Linked DNA regions of Homo sapiens: region 2 is linked to region 1. Evidence: read pairs that join two places in POLR2A ChIA-PET (ENCODE). Cell type or tissue: Caco-2. All regions are shown on one strand. Each heading gives the region's core, and the rest is flanking DNA. Links, peaks and the distances in the headings are about the cores only.

Region 1 (2,914 bases), core at 275-2,774:
CATCTCCCTCCCTGCAGCCATCGATGAGTGATGGGGGCAGGTTCTCTCCTTCACCGGGCCCCGTCCCTGCCTGCATCAGTCATTTACTTCACCTGTCTGGCTGTGATAGATACTTGAGGTCATCACCCTCATCCTATGTCCTGGGTCCAACTCTGTAAGACGGAGGAACCCAAACTTAAGACCCACATATATGGGGATCTAGCCAGGTGACCTCCTGTTCCTAGCCTCGGCATCTTCATTGGTTCAGTGAGGAGTAGGCTAGACATGACATCTTGAATCTCTCTTTCTAAGGAGAACTTGGATTCTTCAGAGTGGGCTTGGAGACCACAGCAGGAAATCCTAGTGAGGCCAAGAGAGCACGACTGAGATTACCTCCAGCCCACTCACTCCAAGAACATCCATTCTTACCTGTGTTACAGATTGGGGTCCCACATAAGATTTCATTTGGAAAACAAGTTCTAGTGCTATTCTTTTAATTCACTTTCACCTGTAACATGCTGTGCTTCAGACCATTATCATCTTGAGAAAAAAACTCTACTTGGAGGCTACATTTGATTCCCAGGGCTACAATAACAGCCCCAACCCTAACCCTAATCCCAACCCAAATCCTATTTCCAAATAGTCACATTTTGAGGTTCTGAGAGGGCATATATTTGGGGGGTCATTAGTCAACCCACAACAGAGGCTAACATTAGGTAACCCAAATGAAATATTAATTTTCTTTCATTACGAGCATCTAAGCGTCCTACAATCTTTCACGAATCATTTGCTGATCACTTATGACATCAGTCCCAAACCTTTTTGGCACCAGGAACTGGTTTCATGGAAGACAATTTTTCCACGAATGGTGTGTGGGGATGGTTTTGGGATGATTCAAGCACATTACATTTATTATGCACTTTATTTCTATTATTATTACATTGTAATATATAATGAAATAATTATACAGCTCACCATAGTGTAGAAGCCCTGAGGAGCCCTGAGCTTGTTTTCCTGCAACTAGATGGTCCCATCTGGGGTGATGGGAGACAGTGATAGATCATCAGGCATTAGATTCTCTTAAGGAAGGCGCAGCCCAGATTCCTTGCATGTGTCATTCACAATAGTGTTCACACTCCAATGAGAATCTAATGCTGTCACTGATCTGACTGGAGGCAGAGCTCAGGCAGTAATGCGAGTGATGGGGAGTGGCTGGTATTGGTCCATGGCCCAGAGGTTGGAGACCCTTGACTTACTATAAATCAGACCGCAAGTTTGGGATATAAATAAGGCACAGTCTTCAAAGACTTTACAACCTTGCAGGTAAGTTACGTATTCTCAGGACTGATTTCAAACTAAACGCACCATATTTCTGTGTTATGTGGTTGCATTTTGGGAAAATACAATAAGAATTTGTCAGCTCCCCCTGCTTGTAGAAACACTCTTTATAGAGAAAATAAATGAATCTTAAGATATATGGACTTTTTTTTAAGGTAAAGGAGTAATTGGTGTATCAGCAATACAAGATAAGAATTGGCAAGGACCATTGGGTATGACCTTCCCATCCTCTTATTTTCTGTACAAAGTCCAGGGAGGAACAGGGTATTCAGTTGCATCTCCATGCACTGCTGGTTTCCCATCTCACCTGGGAAAGATGCAGCAGCTATAGTTTTGCACATTCAAGGACTCAGAATGAATTCATGTAGTAAAATAAGCAACTCAGAATGTAAAAAAAAAAGCATCTTAAAAACCTGTAAGATATGAAGAATAGAGTTTCTGCTGTCATAAGAGGAAAATTCTCCAAACTGGCTGTGTAGAGAAAACATGCTCTAATTACCTGGTAGAAATGCAATGTATTAATACACGGTTCAGTCTTTTCTGGGAACTTAGGCCTAGACGTGTTACATACAAACCATGAAAACATTTTTGTTCCCTCTGAGATGGCTCCCGGAGTGGGTCTGCAGGTGCCAAAAAAGATCCTGTCATGTGATAGATTTTCTCTTAGAAGAAAGCACTGTCAGGAAAAGACGGGAGAAGACCTGGGGGAGAAGCCAACCAGCCTCCCACTCAGAGAAGTCACCAACACTCCCTCTGGCCTCCATGAAAATCTATTCTAGCCTGGACAGGTGATGAACCAGCATAGTCAACAAAGATTTCTGGGGAAGCATGTGTTGAACAGTGCATTCGATCACTTATTTTAATATTTCTCAACTCCAGGTCAGGAAGCATGTTTTGCAACCAAACTTTGGCTTCCATTCTTCAAGGCCTCCTGGTCAACCTTAGATAATATTAAAGAGTCTCTGCACATAAACTCCCTAATACAGTCTTAGCTCCCAGGTCTTTGCAAACAGTAATGATAATAACAGCAGTTCAGTGCTAGGAGCTCTGTGCTCATTACAATAACCCTATGAGGTAGGTTCTCTTATTATCCCCATTTATAGATGCAGACACTGCAGCATGGAATGTATTGTAAGGACTTTTTCAATGACAGGTGAGAGAGAACTGACTCAATTAAAGAAATGTGTTGGTTCATGAAAGCAGGAAATTAAATTCTACAGTCATCCACAAGATGCGTGTATAATAAGAGAAAGGCAGTGAGTCCAGCCCTAATCCTGAAACTCTAATTTCCATAGCCCTTCCTTCCATCTTGTGGAAGCCAGTTGTAGAAAGAATCCTTACAGCAAAGCGATGGGATGTACGTGACCTCATGTGCATGATTACATGTGAATGATTTTGTTACGGGAGATTATAATGCTCATCTTGCAAGGAGATTTGCTCTCTTTTGCAGGCTTGATGATGTGAGAGATCATGTTGGGGAAAATCCACATGGAAAAAAAGAACTGCCCCCATTCTAAATGGTAGGAGAAGGGTGGCCTCTGAGAACTGTAGGAAGGTTCTAGGGGCTGACAGCATCCTCTAGTCTACAGCCAGAACA
Region 2 (2,914 bases), core at 131-2,630, 160 kb after region 1:
CCATGAGGCACTGTATCCTTGTTCCAACTCAATTATTACTGATTCATTATTTGTCTTTCCTCTAAAAAGAACCAGCCATAACAAAAAGCCCCTCTCATGGTCTGTAGAAAATAAATACAACCAAAAGCAATACTATGATTAAAAGATAGCTGGTTGCTCTCGCTCGCTGTAAGCCTGAAGACTGGTGCTGTCATGGTTGCTAAAAGGCAAGATTAGGCCAGGCATGGTGGCTCATACCTGTAATCCCAGTACTTTGGGAGGCTGAGATGGGTGGATCACCTGAGGTCAGGAGTTCAAGACCAGCCTGGCCAACATGGTGAAACCCTGTCTCTACTAAAAATACCAAAATTAATTGGCCAAAGTTGGGGGTGCCTGTAATCCCAGCTACTTGGGAGGCTGAGGCAGGAGAATCGCTTGAATCCAGGAGGCGGAGGTTGCAGTGAGCCGAGATGATGCCACTGCACTCCAGCCTGGGTGACAGAGCAAGACTCCGTCCGGGAAAAAAAAAAAAGGCAAGGTTAGCAAGTGTCCGGGAGGTGTTAATGACCTAGGCTAGCACCAACTTGAGACTCGATGAAATTAAAACAACTGAAAACAAATTAGAAAGAGAATAACTTCTACTAGGTGATTCTGCTGCGTTGAATGCTGGAGGGGTACATTTCATGTAAGTTGCCTGCATCATCGACAATTCTCTCACGTACTGGTGAGTCTGCCACTCTAAATGTGTAAATACCGTTTATACTGGTCAACCAGCAACCACAAAGACACTCTTGAAGCTTCCTCTCTCTCCCCTCCTCCCCAAGCCTGCAGGAGAGATGGAAAAGAAGCGGGTAAGAGAACACGAAAGATTTCTTTAAAAATAATTATGGTAATTACGTATGCATTTCCAGGGGGAGATTCTGGGAATTATTCCTAAAAGGCTGGAAAGAATTTCCTCTTTTGATCTCGATTCTGAGCCAGAGAAAATCAAATTAAGAAAGAAAAGCAACAGAGAATTCTCGGTGGGGAGGAAGGAATGGGGTTGGGGCTGTTCGTGAGGTTCTGGGAGAAAGATGGAGAACAGGACTCCGACACCTTTCTCTCTAGATGTTGGTAGACTTAGGAGGAAGAAGTGAGAGAGAGAAAAGATGAGACAGGTGAGGTTGTGTCCTTACATCTTTCTTGCAAGGCTTCACTCCCTCCCCTTGAGGGGCCACAAAGATGGTCCCCCTTGAGCTATTGAGGACGTAGTTTTTTGTAGCTTTTCCCACATCACACGTGGCTGGCCAGGCATCCTCCACAATGGCCCTCCCTTGCAGAGGAGCCCTGTGAATTCCAGCCAACACTCCGAGAGCCGCCACAACAAGATGAGCAAGTGTAGGCGTGTGACGAGTTTTTTGTTTCTTTCTTTTTAATCCTCCCTTTCAGGCACAGGGAGAAATGGTCCTGTCACTTCTCTAAATTTTCTTCCGCGGTTGCTAAGCAGCACGCCTCTGCCCCTTCCACTTCCCTCTGCTCCTGCTTTCTTGTCTCTCTCCACCCTCCACCCCCGCACGCTCACAGTGCTCTTCCCTGCCGTGGTTTGGAAATCAGAGAACAGCCCCCAGGCAGTTTGCTGCTCCCAGAGCCACAGCAGTGCAATGGCAGTTCCCGACAGAGGCGTCTCCCAGCCTGCTCTGCAGAGCATGCACGTAGGTCCTGGCAGGGAAGACCACTGCTTGAGCCCCTCTGCATTCACCAGCAGAGCTGGGGCCGGCCGGCCTGCCTGCCTGCCTGCCTCCCTCCCTCCCTCCCTCCCTCCCTCCCTTCCTTCCTTCCTTCCTCTACACTTCTTTCCTTCTTCCTTCCCTCCCTGCCATGCTACAATAGCCTTTGCCTGGAGACTAGAGGGGGGAAACTCAAAAGTATGCAGGCACCAAACACTGCATTTCATGAGGGAATGAGGCTGGATGTGAGACGATAGGGAATGGTGAGGACTGTTCCCTAAGTACCTGCCTAAGGAGGCCTTGCACTAGCTCCAGCCAACTGGTGTTTCAAGGGAACCTGGGCAACTTCCAGATTTTTAAAAATCTCAATGCAGGACAAGCAAAAACCCATCTGTGGGCCTCCAGTCTGTGGAGGAGAGCCAAGCAGGGTCCATAATGCGGGTTTGTGAGACAGTTGCATTTGAGGGTTCGTTGGGTGGTTTTGGCAGCAGAATGGAGGACTGGTGGGAGGCAGGCAGGGACTGTGGACAGCAAGCCATGAGCCCCAGGAGCTCCTTGGAGAAGCCAGAAGGCTTGGTGGCAGCCCCGGACCTTGATTTCTGTAGGACCTTCATCCAGTGGATGGGAGAATGGCTAGCTGGACCGCAGACAAGTAACCGGGGTGGAGGGAATGGACTGTCACTTTTCCCTTGGTTCCCAAAGCCGCCCATCCTGTTCCATGATGCCAGGCCCTAGGCCAGAAGGACCACAGGTTAATCAGGGTCAGGCACTGAACAGATGGGGCCTCAAGGGATCCCAGAGGTCCACGGGTGAAGCTAGAATGATGTATCGCTTTTCAGCTAAGTTGCAACCGCAGGGAGTCACGGTGGGGTTACTGTGGGTCGGGTGGAAGTGGCGTAAAGAAGGCCTGTGCTCTGACCTCCTTTGGGGACATTCAGGGGCACCATGATCAGGCTCTCCCCCACTGGCCAGGATGGCCAGGACACAGCCCACGGGGCCCCATGGGGCTCTGTCTCCCTGCTCCCTTTCCCATTGGCCACAAAGACTTTGGATGACATTGAGACCTGAGCCAGACACAGGGACTGCAACCTTCCCAAAACAAACCAGCCAAGTCCCAGAGGGAGTGAAGGAATGGCCGAGTGCTGAGCTCTGTGCTGCAACTGACATTTGGAAGAGGAAGCTTCAGGGCCCAAAGCTCAGAGAATGCACTTCCTGGGTTCTGTTCAGTC

The links. ChIA-PET counts read pairs that join two places held together with the same protein. Peaks named below come from ENCODE experiments on the same cell type or tissue, not always from the same donor. Only the 100,000 strongest peaks of a DNase experiment are listed, where the experiment ranks them.
Region 2: POLR2A ChIA-PET joins it to region 1 with 7 read pairs; 2 of 35 experiments call an interaction of 5 or more read pairs at or near these places.

The regions. Positions count from the first base shown.
Region 1 is chr16:13,843,285-13,846,198 of GRCh38, forward strand. No RefSeq gene overlaps it. Among named protein-coding and RNA genes, the nearest start is that of ERCC4, 75 kb to the right of the region's middle. In Caco-2, for the core only: no CTCF peak of the experiment used is centred there; no DNase peak of the experiment used is centred there.
Region 2 is chr16:14,001,886-14,004,799 of GRCh38, forward strand. It overlaps a transcript of MRTFB not described here. Among named protein-coding and RNA genes, the nearest start is that of LINC02185, 13 kb to the right of the region's middle. In Caco-2, for the core only: no CTCF peak of the experiment used is centred there; a DNase peak (open chromatin) is centred at 1,570.